Linked DNA regions of Homo sapiens: region 2 is linked to region 1. A link is an interaction called in ENCODE POLR2A ChIA-PET data of the cell type or tissue named here. Cell type or tissue: Panc1. All regions are shown on one strand. Links, peaks and the distances in the headings refer to the core of each region. The heading gives the core; the rest is flanking DNA. Region 1 has its middle 100 kb from the start of SPIN1. Region 2 has its middle 16 kb from the start of SPIN1.

Region 1 (10,587 bases), core at 5,402-7,901:
AGTATTCTGAGTGCAAGTATGACTTGCGCAGCCTCTGGATTTTCTGGGCTGCCAATTCTCCTGTCAGGCTCTCTAGCCTCCCCCTCCTCTGGGGGTTCCCACTCACCCTCTCGTAAGTGGTGCAAGGTCAGAGATAACCAGGTCCATGCTCATTTATGTTTTTCCATGATGTCAGACTTTTACTGATGATATTTCAATCACAAAAGCCAAGAGCTTCATGGGATTCTCAAGGAGGCAATTCTCAGTATTCAGAGCTGTAGACACACAGGTTCAAGCTACTCCACAAGTCAGTCAATGTTGTAAATGGTACATAATGGTATACTTCATAGAAAAATGTTACAGAGTAAACATTCCACAACAAAGTAACATTTAATATCAAGAGAAAGGGGATGGGACTTGGTATGATGGCTCATAAAAAATATAATCTCAGCACTTCCGGAGGCCAAGGTGGGAGGATCACTTGAATGCAAGAGTTGGAGACCATCCAGGAAAACATAATGAGATACCATCTCTACAAACAAATTAAAAAAAATTTTTTTTTTTTTGAGACAGAGTCTCACTCTGTTGCCCAGGCTGGAGTGCAGTGGTGTGATCTCGGCTAACTGCAACCTCTGCCTCCCAGGTTCAAGCGATTCTCCTGCCTCAGCCTCCCAAATAGCTGGGATTACAGGCACTCGCCACCACGCCCAGCTAAATTTTGTATTTTAAATAGAGACAGGGTTTTGCCATGTTGGCCAGGCTGGTCTCGAACTCCTGACCTCACGTGATCCACCCACCTCGGCCTCCCAAAGTGCTGGGATTACAGGTGTGAGCCAGTGCGCCAAAGTTGGTTTTTTTTTTTTTTTTTGTTTTTGTTTGTTTGTTTTTTTTTTTTTTTTTTGAGACAGAGTCTTGCTCTGTCACCCAGGCTGGAGTGCCGTGGCGCGATCTCGGCTCACTGCAAGCTCCGCCTCCCAGATTCAAGCCATTCTCCTGCCTCAGCCCCCCGAGTAGCTGGGACTACAGGCACCTGCCACCACGCCTGGCTAATTTTTTGTATTTTTAGTAGAGATGGGGTTTCACCGTGTTAGCCAGGATGGTTTCGATCTCCTAACCTTGTGATCCGCCCACCTCTGCCTCCCAAAGTGCTGGGATTACACACCTGAACTACCGCACCCAGCCCAAAGTTTTTAAAAAGAAGAAGGGGATAGGAACGGGCTAATGAACCAGTCCAGGGAGAGCAATGTAGACAAAAAGAATATCCTTGTGTGGCCCAGGAGATCCACCAGTCTTTCAAGGAAGAGTCTGATGTGGGCAGAACGTTCGGTGGCAGATGCTGGGTGCTGATCAGGAGTGACAGCAAGACCGTGTCTGTTAAGACAGCTGTTTTGATCTGCTGAAGTCCTGCTCTTTTAATAGTCACAGAGTCCTCTGGTGAGGCCCGATAGTGGAAGAGTGTGTATGATTATGTCCTTATCTGGTTGGATGCAGTCTTTATTTATCAAGGCAAAACATCTGGTTCCATTGGCAGATGCCTTTTGAAATGTAACATGGAATTTTTTTCTAAGATGGAATTATATGTCAATGATGCTCTACACACACACTCCCTCCTCCCACCTTCTCTGTCATCCAGCCTGTGCTCATCAAACTAATGTGGACACGAATCACCTGGGGGTATTGTTGAATGAAGGTTTTGATTCAACAGCTCAAGGGTGAGCTGAATCTCTGCATTTTCTCACAAGTTCCCAGGAGATGCCACTGTAAGCAGCCAGGCCTGGTCCCTCAGTCTTAACAGATGTTTTTTTATGTAGAATCTCAGCTACTGATTTCTCTTGCCTACTTCTCAGCCCCCACTTTATGCAGAGCATTTTTAGCTAATGAGTTTGTCTGTTATCATCTTACAGACACAACATTATGCTGTGTGTGAAAACCATGCACTGGAATTTATTTTTGATCAGTGAGAACACATTTCAACATATGTACTAATACAAATGAATGGACTGTGTGAGTTTCGCTCACTGCCATGCTGAGGAGTAGACAACATCCCAGCGTCACCATCAATGGGAGATGGAGGCACTGAAACGGGGGTGGTTTGGGAGCAGGGTTAAGGGTGTCTGATGACTTCAGACGTGTCCTCCCAAACTGTACTAAATCACAGTTGCCTTAGGCTGGGCCAACCATAAACAGCTCTATGGGACCAGGTACCTGCGTTCAGCCTGTGCCCTGTCACTTGGACTGTAAGGTGGGAGGGCTCGTCAGGACACCTTTGCAAGCTGGGGTTTCTCATGGGTCAAGGGTAGCTACTGCCACCTGCCCAGCAGGTTTGGAAGGCCATTTGAGGGCAGCCAAGGGTTTTGAAATGAAAATTCTTCAAAGGATTCTCGAGAGTGCTGAAGGCATCAATGCTGGGCAAGCCTCAGGGAGGCACAGGCCCTGGAGACAGCAGAGGGACATGGGGGAGACGTGGTGTCAGCAGTGAGACGGGGCTTTCGGGAGGAGAAAGAGAGAGTCCAAGACGGGATTGCTGAAGACAGGTGGGCAAAAGGCCTTTCTGGCCCCCAGGATGACTAAAAGATTGGAGAAGGTCTCTTAGAGACGGCTTCAAGGTTTGGGACATCTTAGAGAAAAACAGGTTTTAGTCATGGGAGGAACTGGGAAGAGCTTTTCCCCAAATCTGGACAATGGAGTTATTGATTCATTAGTAGACCAAAGGGGGACAATTAAAGGGGAACTAGGAGGAGAGATGGGAGATGAGACAAAGGGCAGGAGCACCTAGGCGGGTTGAATTGCGTGAAGGAGGGGTTACCACTGTGTGCCCATCGAGAGGCAAGAAACCTGGAATCACAGAGGAGACCTTGAGCAGAGTTTGGCAACTCTTTTTTGTTGTTATTTTTTGAGATGGGGTCTCACTCTTTTAGCCAGGCTGGAGTGAAATAGTGTCATCTCGGCCCACTGCAACCTCCCTCCTGGGTTCAAACTATTCTCCTGCCTTAGCCTTCTGAGTAGCTGGGATTACAGGCATGCACCACCACACCCAGTGAATTTTTTGTGTTTTTAGTAGAGACAGGGTTTAGGCATGTTGGCCAGGCTGGTCTTGAACTCCTGACCTCAGGAGATCTGCCAGCCTCAGCCTCCCAAAGTGCTGGGATTACAGGTGTGAGCCACCACGCCTGGTCAGAGTTTGGCAAGTCTTGAGGGAGAGATGAGCATCATGAATGTATGGACTTGTAGAATGGACAGGCCTCAGGCTCGCTGGACACTGGATCCAGCCTGGGCTGCAGGTCTCAGCACAGCCAGAATAGTCTCTATCATTGTAACCTTTGCGCCCACAGGACCCAGCGTGCACTCCAGGTTGTTCTTGAAGAGTAGGTTACTCCAGAAATGCTTGTTTGGTGAAGACTGTCTGATGGAGGGGGAGAAAGATTTGCCCTTAAAGTGACATTGACAGGGAATGCTCATGTACATTCACGCACACGTGGGAATTCTGGAAACTATGCAATGGAATACGGTGCTCAGCTTCCAGTGTGATGGATACGCAAGATCTCTCCTTTATTTTATTTTTTGTCACCGATGCAAGGTTTTGAAAATGAAAGGACCATATTCTGCCATATTCCAATGTGTGATTCAAAGGAAAATTATTCATCACTAGCAAAGAAAAAAAAATGAAACTCTGTGTAGCTTTCTTCCAGAAGTAATTAACTGGTAGTTGTCACTGATTTATGTGACAGCTGAGATTTAATGCAGAACAAGGCAGTAATGCCTTCGTGCAATGGTGTAAAGGTGACAAGGTCTCTAAAGCAGCCTGAGTGTGCAGTCGCGTTCTAGCTGCTGCCGTGCAGGCCTGGGGAGGGAGGGCGCTCCAACATGACTGTAGCAGGGCGCCATGGAGTGGGCGCTGTTGATTCTCACACTTGGGGATTGATTTCCTTAATGTCTTTGTGGCAGATTCTATTTGTTCAGATTGGCCACAACTGCATTTCTGGTCCCATGGGCTCCTCCTGAGCCTTGTCACCCCCGACCAAGACGTTGCATCTCTGTTCTCTCACCTGTAACCAGGTTGAGCCTTTGTGACTCCGGCCAGAGGAAGAAACTGCGTGGCTTCTTGGTTTCCCCCCAGACTCACTTTTGGCCAGAGAGGCTTCCCCCCACTGCCAACCCCCATGGGCAGCATCACCTGAGCTTCCTTGCTGGGGTCAGCCAGAGCAAGGCAACAGGAGGAAATGAGGGCAACAGGAGGGAATGAGCCTAGGTTGGTCAAATCTTCAGAGCAACCCAGCTTCTGCTTGGCTCTCTCTCAGGAGCCCTAAGCCACTGTCCAAGTGGACTGGCTACTCTGGGGCCACTGTCTAGGGCACCAACGTGCAGCCACCACAAGGTTCCATCACATGGAGCAAAGCTGTGCCGTCCCACCAAGCCCTGCCCGAATCACAGATCTGTGGGCTAAAGACGTGGTGGTTGTTTTAAGCCACTAAGTTTTGATGTAGTTTGTTGTGCAACAACTGTGCTGGAAGCATCTCTATTTATCTTTTCAGACACTCTCGTTTTGGGGATATCTTAGAGACTGGGAACCAGAGAGCACAAACAGAGGAGATGGATTCCCACATCTTCACCATCATAGGCCTCGGTGTGTCTGATTTCTATGACCTTCTAGGATTCCCCAGCAAATTCCCAGTGCTTTGGGTCAGGTTATTTTTATTTTATTTTTTTTGAGACAGAGTCTCGCTCTGTTGCCCAGGCTGGAGTGCAGCGGCACAATCTTGGCTCACTGCAAACACCGCCTCCCAGGTTCACACCATTCTCATGCCTCAGCCTCCCAAGTAGCTGGGACTACAGGTGCCCGCCACCACACCCGGCTAATTTTTTGTATCTTTAGTAGAGATGGGGTTTCACCGTGTTAGCCAGGATGGTCTCGATCTCCTGACCTCGTGATCTGCCCGCTTTGGCCTCCCAAAGTGCTGGGATTACAGGCATGAGCCACCGCACCTGGCATAGGTCAGGTCATTTAGTTGTTAGATGTTTAAGGCTCTTTATGTATACATATACATGTATGTATGTTTGTTCTAAATACATCAAAATATAAATAACATCCAGGAATCAAAAGACAGAGGAAGATCACTCATGTGTCATCTGTCTGTATCTGTCACAATCCTGGCAGGACACACTAAAGGTATTAATAATTTATCTGAAAAGAGTTTAATGAAGAGATTCTTTATAGAGTTGGGTAAAGAAACCAACAAAGGATGGGGAGGCACCAGGGACTATAAAGACTGGGTAGTGGTTACTCCCAGCCCTGAAGGGCAAGAAGAATGTTTGCTGGGATCAGAAGCTGGTGAGGGCTTGGAGCCAGGGACAGGACCACATGGAACACAGCCAGTCCAGGCTGCAGCAAGGGAGGAGGAGCAGAACAACTTCCTTGTCATCTTTCTCTCCTCCCACCCTTGTTCCTTACTGTTGCCTTGTGCTGGCTGACCCCAGCTAGAAGCCAGAGGCAAGGGAGCTCAGGTGATGCTGCCCCTTGGGGGCGGTGGAGTCAGGGGCAGCCTCCCTGGCCAAAAGCGAGTCTGGGGGCAAACCAAGAACAGCTGGCCTGCTCTGCCTCTGCCGCACTACTGGTCCACAGCTCATGTATCAGGGAGGCGCCCCAATTTTAGGGGTTGAGGTTACTTAGGCTTTGAACAAAAGAGAGTTTTTGAGATCAATACAATGATGGCTACGTAAAAATAAAGTCCCTACATAATAACATCTAGCTTGAATAACAAGCTTAGCACATTAATGTACCAGATAAAGGATTTCTTTTTTCTTTTCTTTTTTTTTTTTTTTTTTTTTTGAGACAGAGTCTCAAAAAAAGCCTGTCGTCCAGGCTGGAGTGTAGTGGCGTGATCTCAGCTTACTGCAACTCTGCCTCCTGGGTTTAGGTGATTCTCCTGCCTCAGCCTCCCAAGTAGCGGGGACTACAGGTGCACACCACCATGCCCGACTAATTTTTGTATTTTTAGTAGAGATGGGGTTTTGCCATGTTGGCCAGGCTGGTGTCAAACTCCTGACCTTAAGTGATCCACTTGCCTTGCCCTCCCTAAGTGTTGGGATTACAGGCATGAGCCACCACACCTGGCCAGATAAAGGATTTCTTATAGTCAAATTCTTTGGTGCCTGATCCTCCAGTGAGCTCCAATTTTTACCCACCTGTTTACCCTAAATATCTCTGGGGCAGGTAGAATTCTGAGATGACCTTCAAGATTCCTGCCCCCTGGTGCACACATACCTCCTCTGTTTTTCAAACACTTACCCAAGTCCTCTTCTGCTTTCTTTTGTTTATTTTGAGACAGAGTCTTGCTCTGTCACCCACACTGGAGTGCAGTTGTCCCCTGACCAAACTGAGGGTTAGGCTGCTATTTCTTGTGGCCCAGTAGTGAGATGCAGACGAACTGGGGAGGAAGAGAGTTTTTATTTTCTGCAACCAGTTACAGGGAGAAGGCCTGGAAACTATTGCCAGAACAACTCAAAATTACAAAGTTTTCCAGAGCTTATACACCTTCAAAGCTATATGTCTTTTTTGTTTGTTTGTTTTGTCTGCTTTTTTTTTCCTTTTTGTGGAGAACAGGGTATCATTATATTGCCCAGGCAAGCCTCAAACTCCTGGGCTCAAGCTATCCTCCCACCTCTGCCTCCCTGAAATCTGGGATTACAGGCATGAGCCACCACGCCCGGCTAAGCTATATGTCTATGTGTAAGTGTGAATTCATCTGAAGACATTAGTGATTAACTTCTTTTAATCTATAACTAAGGTCTGAGTCCTGAAGCCCTTCCTCTGGAGCCTCAGTAAATTTATTTAATCTAAATGAGTCCAGGTGCTGGGGTGATTACCCTTATCCCGTCTCCTGCTGTGATTACAGACGTGAGCCACCTCACCTGGCCTCTTTAATACTTTTATTATAAAAATTTGAAAATGGGTTGGGCACCCATCCCGAGTAGCTGGGATTACAGATGTGCGCCATCACACCTGGCTAATTTTTGTATTTTTAGTAGAGACAGGGTTTCGCCATGTTGGCCAGGATGGTCTCGATCTCCTGACCTTGTGATCTGCCCACCTTGGCCAACATGGCGAAACCCCACTACTCTGGAGGCTGAGGCAGGAGAGTCCCTTGAATCCAGGAGGTGGAGGTTGCAGTGAGCCGAGATCACGCCACTGCACTCCAGCCTGGCGACAGAGTGAGACCTCGTCTCAGAAAAAAAAAAAAAAGATAATAATAATACTGTTATGGGCTGAATTGCTTCCTCCCAAAATTCACGTGCTGAAGTCCTAACCCCAGTACATTATTCTACCATTTATTTATGCAGTGGGAAAAAAAATATATTGCTTAGCTTTGAAATCTGAGTAGCAAGCACAAAACTAGCCATCTAAGAGAAGGTCAATATTGTCATCGTTAGATAAAGATTTTCAGCGGAAAAGAAGCTGTAGAGAATTTCTGGGATGTAATCTGGCCCTAGTTTGGGGCGAGGTCGTGAGACAGCCCTGGGAAACAGGGGACTTACTCCATTTGGGGCAGCTGTGATAGGGCTAGGACTTGCATATCTGGCAGGAATATGGTCAGAGAAAGTGGGCTGCTCTGAATTTTGTTTTTCTAAGCTTAGTGTGGCTTATACCTACCTTTTAGGCAAACATCAAAGTAAATCATGTTGTGGGATGAAATGAAAGTACTCAGACAGACATGGAAGGGCTGTCAGAAGTCTCATGATCAAAACAAATCACATATATATAGAAAAGAATCTGAGGCAAGCTAACATGATTGAATTCTCAGGTTAAAAGGATAACAAAATAGCAACAGGGATTCTGGTGATGATACCTCTCCTTCTCTTGGTCATGCTGGTTCAATCAATCTGGTTGGACTGGCTTCCCTCTATGTTGGGGCTCTGTCCCTGCCCTGAGACATCCCCTCCCATCATCTTAGGGATCCCCTTTTCTGCTATCCATTGCTGCATCTCTTGTTTCCTGGTTTACACTCTCACTGAAGTTGAGTATATTCTTCAGTAGGTTCTGGAGGAAGGGTGCATGTCACATTGCATGTCTGAAAATGTCATTATTCTACCCTTTTTGATTGATAGTTTGGCTGGATATAGAAATCCTGGATGCCATTCTCATAGCATTTTGAAAGCTGGCTACACTGTCTTCTAGCTGTTGAATGTGGCACCATTCTAATTCATATCCTGTGTGAGTGACTGTCTTTTCTACCTGAAAGCTTGTAAAATCTTTATCCCTGGGCTATGAAATTTCACACTGTAGTGCCTGGATGTGGAACTGTCTTCATCCATTGTGCCAGGTACTCTTTCAATCTGGAAATTTGTGTCTTTTAGTGAGAGACATTTTCTCAAATTATTTCCCTGTAGATTTCCTTTTTTTTTCTCTCTCGCTCTTTCAGAAACTTCTGTTCAGATCTAGGCCTCATCCTATGATTTTTTTTTTTTCTTTTCACTCGTGTTTTCCATCTGTCTTTTTATTTTAATTTTTGGGTGATTTCCTCAACTTTTTCATCTAACCCTTATCCTGAGTTTTAAAATTTCTACTATAATTAAGAACCCTCTAACACTCTAAACATTTATTTTTCATAGTACCTTGTTATTGTTTCTCATATCTCTCTGAAGATATTAATGATTGGTTTTTGTTTCTTAAAATCTTCTTGCATTATCTGTGTTTATTCTGTGTTGTTTTCAGATGCTTGTGCGTTTGTTTGCTGGTTTGGTCCCTTTCTTCCATGTTAGATGCTTTCCTCAGATGTCTGGTAATTTTTGGCTGCCTGGATTAAGAAAGGAGGACAAAAAGGTGTTGGGAGCTCTGAGCACTTAGATGGGCTTCATGATTTTGAGCTTCACTGTAAAATAACCTAAGTTGGTCTTTTTTTTTTTTTTTTTTTTTTTTTTTTTTTTTTTTGAGACAGAGTCTCGCTCTTTCGCCGAGGCTGGAGTGCAGTGGCGCGATCTCTGCTCACTGCAAGCTCCGCCTCCCGGGTTCACGCCATTCTCCTGCCTCAGCCTCCCAAGTAGCTGGGATTACAGGTGCCCGCCACCACGCCCGGCTAATTTTTTATATTTTCAATAGAGACGGGGTTTCACCTTGTTAGCCAGGATGGTCTCAATCTCCTGACCTCGTGATCCGCCCGCCTCGGCCTCCCAAAGTGCTGGGATTACAGGCGTGAGCCACCGCGCCCAGCCCCTAAGTTGGTCTTTTATCTGCTAGGGAAACTCTGAGGTCAGCATCTTTAGGTTTTTTCCCTGAGGCAGGTTAGATACTTCACTGGAAATTCTTCTAATTTTGGCTGGGCACAGTGGCTCATGCCTGTAATCCCAGCACTTTGGGAGGCTGAGGCGGGCAGATCACTTGAGGCCAGGAGTTTGAGACCAGCCTGGCCAACATGGCAAAACCCTATCTCTACTAAAAATATAAAAATTGGCCGGGTGTGGTGGTGGGTGCCTGTAATCCCAACTACTTGGGAGGCTGAGGCAGGAGAATTGCTTGAACCCAGGAGGCGGAGGTTGCAGTGAGCCAAGATGGCACCATTTCACTCCAGCCTGGGTGACAGAGCAAGACACTGTCCCCCCCCCCCCCCAAAAAAAAAAAGCAAGCAAGAAAAGAAAATTCTAGTTTTCTGCCTGGACACTAAATGTTTGACATCAATAGATCTGAAAGCCTAGGGGTTGAAGTGGGTTGGGTATCTTTGAGTTCAGTAAGCTGTGTGCTGACAGTTACTTAGTCCTTCTGTTCTGATGCACTTCTCAAGACCTTCGATGTCGCTCTCTGTTGAGAACTCTCTCCACCAAGTGAACATCCAAGTTTCTCCCTGATAGGTGGCAAGCTCCAGCAGGTGAAGGCTGAGGGCATCTCAGGATCTGCCTGCTTCTTAAACCCCTTTCACATGAGCCCCCCTCAAGTGACTCCCCACTCTTCCCTCATCTGGGAGCTTTTGGGAAATGGGGTGTCACAAGTGGGATGCTTGTGATTTCCCTAATTTCCAGCTTTCCTTTTGATCTTGGATTTGGCCCTCATAAGCCTGATGAGTCAGTTTCACTCATCTAATTGCTTTCTAGCTTCAAAGTTTGTTGTTGTTGTTGTTGCTCTTGTTTTCTTCATCTTTATGGGTTCATAGTTTATTGCCATTTTGTTTAAATCCCTGTAGTGTGGCCATCACTGGATTCCAGGAATAAGCAGAGTTAAATGCGTTCAATGCCACTTTAAAGAAGGACAGGGCTTGGTGCTTTATTTTAATTTCTCTATTTTCTGGTTTCCACTCTTTCCACTACTATGAACCTCTTGAGGATGAAATTAAATAGTAGCTAGAACTACAAATGTGCTGGGTCAGGAAGAGTTGTTGACCAGCAGCTTCTCAGCAGGGTGGGTTTGAATTTGTTCTTGGCCAGGAGTGGCGTGCTCTCTGCCTTGACTCTGTGCTTTCCCTGTTTTGGCCTGCTATCTCTTATATATGTGTGTTGCTAGGGGCTGTATTTCTCTGCAACTCACTGTATACTCAGTTTTCTTTTTTTTTAAAATATTGAAATAACTCTAATACTAGTTGAGACCTGGCCGCCCTGTGGTAAAGCTTCATAAACTTGGTTGCC
Region 2 (10,587 bases), core at 3,022-5,521, 86 kb before region 1:
GGGAATTGCAATAGAGAAAGAGTATTTCACACAGAGCCGTACGGAGATGGGAATTTTATTATTACTCAAATCAGTCTCCCCAGGCATTCGGGGATCAGAATTTTTTTTTTTTTTTTTGGTATAGAGTCTCGCCTGTCTCCCAGGCTGGAGTGCAGTGGCGCGATCTCAGCTCACTGCAAGCTCCGCCTTCTGGATTCCCGCCATTCTCCTGCCTCAGCCTCCTGAGTAGCTGGGACTACAGGCGCCCGCCACTGCACCCGGCTAATTTTTTTGTATTTTTTTAGTAGAGACGGGGTTTCACCGTGTTAGCCAGGATGGTCTCGATCTCCCGACCTCGTGATCCGCCAGCCTCAGCCTGTCAAAGTGCTGGGAATACAGGCATGAGCCACCACACCCGGCCTTTTTTTTTTTTTCTTTTTAAGACATAGTTTCGCTCTTGTCGCCCAGGCTGGAATGCAATGGCATGATCTCGGCTCACCGCAACCTCCGCCTCCTGGATTCAAGCGATTCTCCTGCCTTAGCCTCCCAAGTTGCTGGGAATACAGGCATGTGCCACCATGCCCAGCTAATTTTTGTATTTTTAGTAGAGACCGGGTTTCACCATCTTGGCCAGGCTGATCTCGAACTCCTGACCTCGTGATCCACCCGCCTCGGCCTCCCAAAGTGCTGGGATTACAGGTGTGAGCCACCGCACCCAGCCGGGGATCAGAGTTTTTAAGAATAATTTGATGAGTGAGGGGTGGCACCAGTGATTCGGGAGTGCCGATTGGGTCAGAGATGAAATCATAGGGAGTTGAAGCTGTAGTCTTGTGCTGAGTCAGTTCCTGAATGGAGGCCACAAAATCAGATGAGCCAGTTGATCAATCTGGGTGGTGCTGGCTGGTCCATCAAGTGCAGGATATGCAAAATATCTCAAGCAGTGATCTTAGGTTTTACAATAGTGTTGTTATCCCCAGGAACAATCTGGGGAGGGTCAGAATCTTGTAGACTCCAGCTGCATGACTCCTAAACCATAATTTCTAATCTTTTGACTAATTCGTTAGTCCTACAAAGACAGTCTAGTTCCCAGGCAAGAAGGGAGTTTGTTTTGGGAAAGGGCTGTTAACATCTTTGCTTCAAACTATAAACTAAGTTATTCCCAAAGTTAGTTCAGCCTACCCCCAGGAATGAACAAGGACAGCTTGGAGGTTAGAAGCAAGATGGAGCTAGTTAGGTTAGATCTCTCTCTCTCTCTCTCTCTCTCTCTCTCTCTCTCTCTCTATATATATATATATATATATATATATATATTTTTTTTTTTTGTTTGTTTGTTTGTTTTTGTTTTTTATTATACTTTAAGTTCTAGGGTACATGTGCACAACGTGCAGGTTTGTTACATATGGATACATGTGCCATGTTGCTGTGCTGCACCCATTAACTCGTCATTTACATTAAGTGTATCTCCTAATGCTATCCCTCCCCCCTCCCCCCACCCCACGACAGGCCCTGGTGTGTGATGTTCCCCTTCCTGTGTCCAAGTGTTCTCATTGTTCAGTTCCCACCTATGAGTGAGAACATGCAGTGTTTGGTTTTTTGTCCTTGCAATAGTTTGCTGAGAATGATGGTTTCCAGCTTCATCCATGTCCCTACAAGGACATGAACTCGTCATTTTTTATGGCTGCATAGTATTCCATGGTGTATATGTGCCACATTTTCTTAATTTAATCTATCGTTGGAAATTTGGGTTGGTTCCAAGTCTTTGCTACTGTGAATAGTGCTGCAATAAACATACGTGTTCATGTGTCTTTATAGCAGCATGATTTATAATCCTTTGGGTATATACCCAGTAATGGGATGGCTGGGTCAAATGGTATTTCTAGTTCTAGATCCCTGAGGAATTGCCACACTGACTTCCACAATGGTTGAACTAGTTTACAGTCCCACCAACAGTGTAAAAGTGTTCCTATTTCTCCACATCCTCTCCAGCACCTGTTGTTTCCTGACTTTTTAATGATCGCCATTCTAACTGGTGTGAGATGGTATCTCATTGTGGTTTTGATTTGCATTTCTCTGATGGCCAGTGATGATGAGCATTTTTTCATGTGTCTTTTGGCTGCATAAATATCTTCTTTTGAGAAGTGTCTGTCATATTCTTCGCCCACTTTTTGATGGGGTGGTTTTTTCCTTGTAAGTTTGTTTGAGTTCTTTGTAGATTCTGTATGTTAGCCCTTTGTCAGATGAGTAGATTGCAAAAATTTTCTCCCATTCTGTAGGTTGCCTGTTCACTCTGATGGTAGTTTCTTTTGCTGTGCAGAAGCTCTTTAGTTTAATTAGATCCCATTTGTCAATTTTGGCTTTTGTTGCCATTGCTTTTGGTGTTTTAGACATGAAGTCCTTGCACATGCCTATGTCCTGAATGGTATTGCCTAGGTTTTCTTCTAGGGTTTTTATGGTTTTAGGTCTAACATTTAAGTCTTTAATCCATCCATCTAGAATTAATTTTTGTATAAGGTGTAAGGAAGGGATCCAGTTTCAGCTTTCTACATATGGCTAGCCAGTTTTCCCAGCACCATTTATTAAATAGGGAATCCTTTCCCCATTGCTTGTTTTTGTCAGGTTTATCAAAGATCAGATAGTTGTAGATGTGTGGTATTACTTCTGAGGGCTCTGTTCTGTTCCATTGGTCTATATCTCTGTTTTGGTACCAGTACCATTCTGTTTTGATTACTGTGGCCTTGTAGTATAGTTTGAAGTCAGGTAGTGTGATGCCTCCGGCTTTGTTCTTTTGGCTTAGGATTGACTTGGCAATGCGGGGTCTTTTTTGGTTCCATATGAACTTTAAAGTAGTTTTTTCCAATTCTGTGAAGAAAGTCATTGGTAGCTTGATGGGGATGGCATTGAATCTATAAATTACCTTGGGCAGTATGGCCATTTTCACGATATTGATTCTTCCTATCCATGAGCATGGAATGTTCTTCCATTTGTTTGTACCGGTGCTCTACACGTTCAGAGAAACTTCTTTAGTAACGAACTATAGAAATGATCCCTGAAAGTATAGTCTTAGGTTAGATCTCTTCTACTGTCTCGGTTATACTTTTGCAATGGCGGTTTCAGAATTCTGAAGACAAAGTATGAGTATTTGTCTTAATAGATACAACACCTACACAATGATATCATCTACACAATGATATCAAAATTTTAGATCTGCCAATTTAGTAGGTGAATTTATCATATCCTGTGGTAATCTGGATTTGCATTTATCTTATTAGTATAGGAGAAGTTGATCTCTTTTCATATATTTAAAAGTAATTTGTTCCTAAGGAATCCTCTAAAAAACTCTTAGAACTAACAGGCCAGATGCGGTGGCTCATGCCTGTAATCCCAGCACTTTGGGAGGCTGAGGCAGGCGGATCACCTGAGGTCAGGAGTTCGAGACCAGCCTGACCAACACGGAGAAACCCCATCTCTACTAAAAATACAAAATTAGCCGTGTGTGGTGGCACATGCCTGTAATCACAGCTACTCAGGAGATAGTGCCATTGCACTCCAGCCTGGGCAACAAGAGCGAAACTCTGTCTCAAAAAAAAAAAAAAAAAAAAACTCTTAGAACTAATAAATGAGTTCAGCAAGGTTTTAGGATGTATGATCAATATATAAAAATCAGTTGTATTTCTATACAGTAGCAATGAACAAACTGAAAATGAAGTTAAGAAAACAATTCTACTTATAACAGATTCCAAAAGAATAAAATAATGTTGAAGGTAATTAAAGTCCAAAATAAGTTTAAAAGCATCCTATATTCATGAATTGAAAGACAAATTCATAGAGACAAATTATATTGATGCCTAGGACTGGGGGGAATGGGGAATTGAGGGGTAATGGCTAAGGAGTACATGGTTTCTGAAACTGCCTTTGCAAAATTACTTAAATGGCTACCAGACATTATTCCAGAGGTCACAAGATTAGCAACTTCCCCAATTATTCCTGTAAATAACATCACTACGTAGACCCTAAGATTGGCGTTTTGAAATGTCTTTCCAGACTTTGCATTTTTTACTACTAGATAGCCCCACCCAGGCCCATGACTCAGCCAGTCCTGGGGCACCCACCAAGAAGCCGACTCAGACATAAGGATCATTTTCCATACCCCTATGATTGAATCCTCAACCAATCATCAGCACCTATAACCTCACTCCCTGCCCACCGAACTATCTTTAAAACACCCTAACCTTTAAGCCTTTGGTAATATTGATTTGAGTAGTAACTCCGTCTCTCATGTGATGTGACCAGCCTCACATCAATTGAAGTCTTCCTTTACTGCAATTTCGTGGTCTCAGTGAATTATTATAATTTTGTCTTTGCAATTGAAACCATCTTTGTAAAATTATGACTGAGACAGTGAAAGAGATCTAACCTAACCAACTCCATCTTGCTTCTAATCTCCAAGCTGTCCTTGTTCATTCCTGGGGGTAGGCTGAACTAACTTTGGGAAAAACTTAATTTATAGTTTATAGTTTAAAGTTTATAGTTTAAAACAAAGACCCTAATAGTCCTTTTCCCAAAGCAGACCTCCTTCTTGCCTGGGGACTAGACTGCCTTTGTAGGACTAACGTTAGCCATAAGATTAGAAATTATGGTTTAGGAGTCATGCAGCTGGAGGCTACAAGATTCTGACCCTCTCTAAGTTGCTCCTAAGATCAGAGCTTGAGATATTTTGCAGACCCTGCACTTGATGTGTCAGCTGGCTCCACCCAGATCAATAAACTGGCTCATCTGATCTTATTTTCCCCAACCAGGAACTGACTCAGTCCAAGAAGACAGCTCTCACTCCCAGTGATTTCATCCCCTACCAATCAGCACTCCCAGCTCACCGGCTTTTCCCAACCCACAAAATTGTCCTTAAAAACTCTGCTCCCTGAATGCTCAGGGAGACTGATTTGAGTAATAATAACACTCTAGTCTCCTGGACAGCTGGCTCTGAGTGAATTACTCTTTCTGTATTGCCATTCCCCTGTCTTAATAAATCAGCTCTGTCTAGGCAGAGGGCAAGGTGAACCCGCTGGGCAGTTACACAATGGGCAGGAAGAACTTGTCAAGTGCTTACATTTCTTTCTGGAGTAATAAAAATATTCCAAAATTGATTATGATAATAGATGCATAAGTATGAATATATAAAAGCTGAATTGTATGATTTAAATGAGTAAAGTATATAGTACATGAAATGTATCTCAAAAAAGCTGTTAAGAGAATAAAACAAAAAAAATTGGAAATTTATTTCTTGTAAATTGTCCATGTTGTGGTCTAATCTATTTGGATTTTGTCTTTTTTCCTTGATTTACAGGAACTCCTTACATGTTGAAGAATATTAGTCTGTTGTCACATATGTAGCAAAATTTTTAACCAATTTTTTATTTCGGTTTTTATTTTGTTTATGGTATTTATTTTCCTGCAGTGGTGCAATCATCAGCTCACTGTGTCCTCAACCTCTAGGGCTCAAGCAATCCACCCACCTCAGCGTTCCAAGTAAATGAGGTCCCAGGCACATAACATCATGCCCTAGCCAATTTGCTATTTTTTGTAGAGAGGAGGTCTTGCAGTCTCAAACTCCTGGGCTCAAGTTATCCTCGTGCCTTAGCCTCCTGAAGTGCTGGGATTACAGGCATGAGCCACCATACCTGGCCTAAAATTTGTGTATAATCAAATTTGGCACTATTTTCTTACACTGCTTCTTTAGTTTTTACAATGTTTAGAAACATCTTTCCCATACTAAGATAATGCATTTTTCTACTCTCATGTTCAGAAACACTTGAACACTTTGAAACATAAAAGTTTAAACACTTTTATGTTTAAAAACTTCAAATTATAGAATAAAACCTTAAGCACTGGAGAGGATTAATTTTGATTTTGTCTTTATTTATTTATTTCTGAGACAGAGTCTCTGTCGCCCAGGCTGGAGTGCAGTGGCACACGATCTCAGCTCACTGCAACCTCTGCCTCCCTGGTAAAAGTGGTTCTCATGCCTCAGCCTCCCAAACAGCTGGGAATACAGGCGCACGCCATGATGCCTGGCTAATTTTTGTATTTTTAGTAGATACGGAGTTTTGCCATGTTGGCCAGGCTAGTCTCCAACTCCTAACCTCAGGTGATCTGCCTACCCTAGCCTCCCAAAGTACTGGGATTACAGGGGCAAGCCACCAAGCCCAGCCTATTTTGTCTTTTTTTTTTTTTTTTTTTTTGAGACGGAGTTTTGCTCTTGTCACCCAGGCTGGAGTGTAATGGCACAATCTTGGCTCACTGCAACCTCCGCCTACTGGGTTCAAGCCATTCTCCTGCCTCAGCCTCCCGAGTAGCTGGGATTACAGGCATGAGCCACCACGCCCAGCTAACTTTTGTATTTTTTAGTAGAGACGGGGTTTCACCATGTTGGCCAGGCTAGTCTCGAACTCCTGACCTGAGGTGATCCACCCTCCTCGGCCTCCCAAAGTGCTGGGATTACAGGCGTGAGCCACCGCACCCAGCCCGCCTATTTTGTCTTTAAACATGTTTTTCATATGGCTCACAATGTCAAATAATCAAAATATTCCACTTTCATTCTCTATCAAGTGTAAATGTTAGTTTATATAGCTAGCCCACAGATAATTTCCTTAAAACAAAAGACAAGCTTTCCAAAGGATTACTAGTTCTCCATGTGCATCTGTGTTTGAGACTGTCTGTTCCTGTGTGTGAGAGACCAACCAATCCCCTCCTCCCCTGGCCAGATTTGCCCTGAGGGTATAAAGTGTAAGTGCTCACTTCTTTGATGTGAAAACCATAAATCACCAGCATGTAATAGAATAGATTAAATCTAAGAAACCACAGTGCTTTCAAACAGTGACCTTGAGGGGTGGTTACTTTCACAGTTTTCCTCCAAGACTAGGTCATCTACTGACTATAGTCAGAGTGTACATGATAAGTGCCCAGCTTCAGTGGGGATGCTAGGCCTGCCCACAACCTCTCTCGGTGTCACGATGAGTCTGAGGGCTGCACAAAGGCTGGGGCACAGACAGGGGAGCCTTGGCATTCCAGCAGATAATACACATCCCAGATAATACTTAACTAGTGTTCCATTATTGGAACTCTAAGCTTGTGGGAGTTATTTATATCCTACTGCTCAAGATCATTGCCAAGATCTGACTTTTCACACAAAAAATTGCAACCTCCAGCATAAATGAGTTAAGGTGTAGCCAGGCCAGGACAGAAGGGACACCCCAAGACTCAGCCAACACACTAACTCCTAGAGAACAAACACTCTCATGCCCTGATCCAAAGCCCTCCACCTTTCATGGCATCACCAACTTTCTCCTGCCCAGGCAGAGGAAGGGATCTTTATCACGGGACAGGAGAGCGCTGATCTCATCCAATCTTTCCATATTCCTAAAGTAGATATATCTTTAGAGATTTGACATTTAAGAGAAAAAAAAAGAAAAGAAAAAAGAAATTTGGCATTTGAGTCTCAAACAGACCTTGCAGACTTCAAAACTTTGTTGTCTCAAACTAAAATCTCTGCCTTGAGATCTCAGAAGCCTATTTTGCAAACCAAAGGCCAAGAACTGTGTTCATTATCTTCAGTCTTCTGATCATCCTTTGAGGCAGGAGTGTTGGAATGTTCTACACAGATGAATTCCAAGTGTGTTTGGGCAGTTAAAAACCTGTTGAGCATGCCCATATGTGAATGTACCATGTGCGCACGCGTGTGTGTGTAGCTGTTACCTACATATGAAAAAATGGCCCAAGTTTAGCTGATTTTTCTATGCCTTAGTTATCAATTAAATATGTCAACATTGTCATCACCTCTCCCCCTCAAACTACATGATTTAGAAATTATTGCTTCAGATTCCTGGGTTGAGAGTGAACCACTGCAGAACAAGGAAATCTGGGTGTTCGTGGTGGGAATACATCAGTGGGTACTTCCCAGATCATCTGCACAAAAGGAACCATGCCTGGCCAGAGGACTTGGGGTGATGTTGTGCTAATGATGATGTCGTGTTAATAGGAGTTGAAGACTTAGAGGCCTCCCAAAGTTCTGGGATTACAGGCATGAGCCACCGCCCAGGCTGCTGTTTTTTTTTTTTGTTTTTTTTTTGAGACAGTTTTGCTCTGTCGCCCAGGCTGGAGTGCAATGGTGCGATCTCCTGCCTCAGCCTCCCAAATAGCTGGGATTACAGGTGCCTGCCACCACACCCAGCTAATTTTTGTATTTTTAGTAGAGACCGGGTTTCACCATGTTTGCCTGGCTGGTCTCAAACTCCTGACCTCAGGTGATCGCCCGCCTCAGCCTCCCAAAGTGCTGGGAATACAGGCGTGAGCCACTGTGCCCAGCCTTGCTGTTTTTACAGTTAAATGCAAAGGCTTTTATGAGAAACCTATGAGGCCTGGGCATCTCATTTGCATAAGGTGCAAATTTCTGGTAGCTCCACCCCATCTTCCTAATGTGCACACGGGCCCTTCCTTAGCTTGAGTTACTCCATATTGCTCTGTTCCCCTTACTGCCTATGTGTCAGGGTACAGAATTTTCCATTGCGGGCATGTCACCTATATATCCTTTCTTTTTTTTTTTTTTTTTTTTTTTTGAGATGGAGTCTTGCTCTGTCGCCCAGGCTGGAGTGCAGTGGCACAATCTGGGCTCACTGCAAGCTCCACCTCCCGGGTTCACGCCATTCTCCTGCCTCAGCCTCCCAAGTAGCTGGGACTACGGGCACCCGCCACCACGCCCGGCTAATTTTTTGTATTTTCAGTAGAGACGGGGTTTCACTGTGTTAACCAGAATGGTCTTATCTCCTGACCTCAGGTGATCCATCCGTCTTGGCCTCCCAAAGTGCTGGGATTACAGGCGTGAACCACTGCGTCCGTCCGGCCTATCCTTTCTTATCTGTGCAGCCAAGGGCATGTCTTAGGCAAACCCTTTATGCAAGTTCCCTTATCTGTGCCTGAAGCTTGATTTTTCAGGCTATTCTTTTGTATGAAAGAATTCAACCAAGGACCCACCCTAACTGCCTGCCTCACTGATTTCTACCTTTCTCCTGTCTCACTGAGTTTACAAGTGTAAGCCACCATGCCCAGCCTTATATCTCACTTTAAACAATTGTATTTGTTTGTTTGTTTGTTTTGGAGATGAGGTCTCACTCTGTCACCCAGGCTGGAGTGCAGTGGCAAGATCTCAGCTCACTGCAACCTCTGCCTCTGAGACTCAAGCCGTCCTTCCACCTCAGCCTCCCCCTGAGTAGCTGGGACTACAGGTGTGTGCCACCATGCCTGGCTAATTTTTTTTTTTTTTTTTTTTGTAGAGACAGGGTTTTGCCATGTTGCCCAAGCTGGTCTCGAACTCATGGACTCAAGCGATTCATCCACCTTGGCTTCCCAAAGTGCTGGGATTATAGGTGTGAGCCACCACATCTGGACTGCAATTTTATTATATTGTGCTTTGGTGTAATTTTCTTCATTTTCCTTCTGCTTGTGGTTGTTGGGTTTTCTTGTTGGTTGGAACTGTGGGTTTATAGTTTCATCAAATTTGAAAACACAGGCCATTATTTCTTCAAATATTTTTGGCCAGGCCATTATTTCTTCAAATATTTTTGGCCGTCCCTCCTTCCACCCCATGTCCATACATCTGGACCTCAAATTACAAATATATTAGGCCATTTGATTTATCCCACAGCTCACCGATTCATTTTTCAGTTTATTTTTCTTTTGAGTCTTTCCCTCAAAGACTATTTCTGGGTCTCTATGTTATGGTCTGTTTCATTTTGCCTGGATTCTGTTGCTACATCTTCCAATTCACTCATCTTTTCTTCTGCCTTGTCTAAGATGCTGTTAATCATGTCCAGTGTTTTTCTTTTTTCTTTTTTTTTAATCTCAGACATTGTATTGTTCATTTATTTTTTTTTATCTTTTTTTTTTTTTTTGAGACAGAGTCTTGCTCTGTTGCCCAGGCTGGAGTGAAGTGGTGTGATCTCAGCTCACCGCAAGCTTCACCTCCCCAGTTCAAGTGATTCTCATGCCTCAGCCACCCGAGTAGCTGGGATTACAGGCAGCTGCCACCATGCCAGACTAATTTTTGTATTTTTAGTAGAGACAGGGTTTTACCAATATGTATTCCTCCCTGAACATTGGGAGGACCTTTCTCTTCTTTTCTTTTCTTTTCTTTCTTTCTCTTTCTTTCCTTCCCTCCTTCGTTTTCTTTCTTTCTTTCCTTTTTTTTTTCTTTTTCTTTCTTTCATTTTTTGAGACAGTCTCGCTTTGTCACCCAGACTAGAGTGCAATGGCGCAATCTCAGCTCACTGCAACTTCTGCCTCCTGGGATCAAGCAAGTCTCTGCCTCAGCCTCCCAAGTAGCTGAGATTATAGGCGCCCACAACCACACCAGGCTAATTTTTTGTATTTTTAGTAGAGACGGGGTTTCACCATCTTGTCCAGGCTGGTCTTGATCCTGACCTCATGATCCACCCACCTCGGCCTTCCAAAGTGTTGGGATTACAGGCGTGAACCACCACTCCAGGCCCTTGAGTTTTTCTATAAGGTATGAAACTTGGCCGAGATTTATTTTTTTGCTTTTTAATGTCCAATTGCTCC

What was found. ChIA-PET counts read pairs that join two places held together with the same protein. Peaks named below come from ENCODE experiments on the same cell type or tissue, not always from the same donor. Only the 100,000 strongest peaks of a DNase experiment are listed, where the experiment ranks them.
Region 2: POLR2A ChIA-PET joins it to region 1 with 13 read pairs; 4 of 35 experiments call an interaction of 5 or more read pairs at or near these places.

The regions. Positions count from the first base shown.
Region 1 is chr9:88,282,942-88,293,528 of GRCh38, reverse strand. No RefSeq gene overlaps it. Among named protein-coding and RNA genes, the nearest start is that of SPIN1, 100 kb to the left of the region's middle. In Panc1, for the core only: no CTCF peak of the experiment used is centred there; no DNase peak of the experiment used is centred there; H3K27ac peaks cover 592 bases.
Region 2 is chr9:88,366,723-88,377,309 of GRCh38, reverse strand. It overlaps the pseudogene LOC124902359. Among named protein-coding and RNA genes, the nearest start is that of SPIN1, 16 kb to the left of the region's middle. In Panc1, for the core only: no CTCF peak of the experiment used is centred there; no DNase peak of the experiment used is centred there.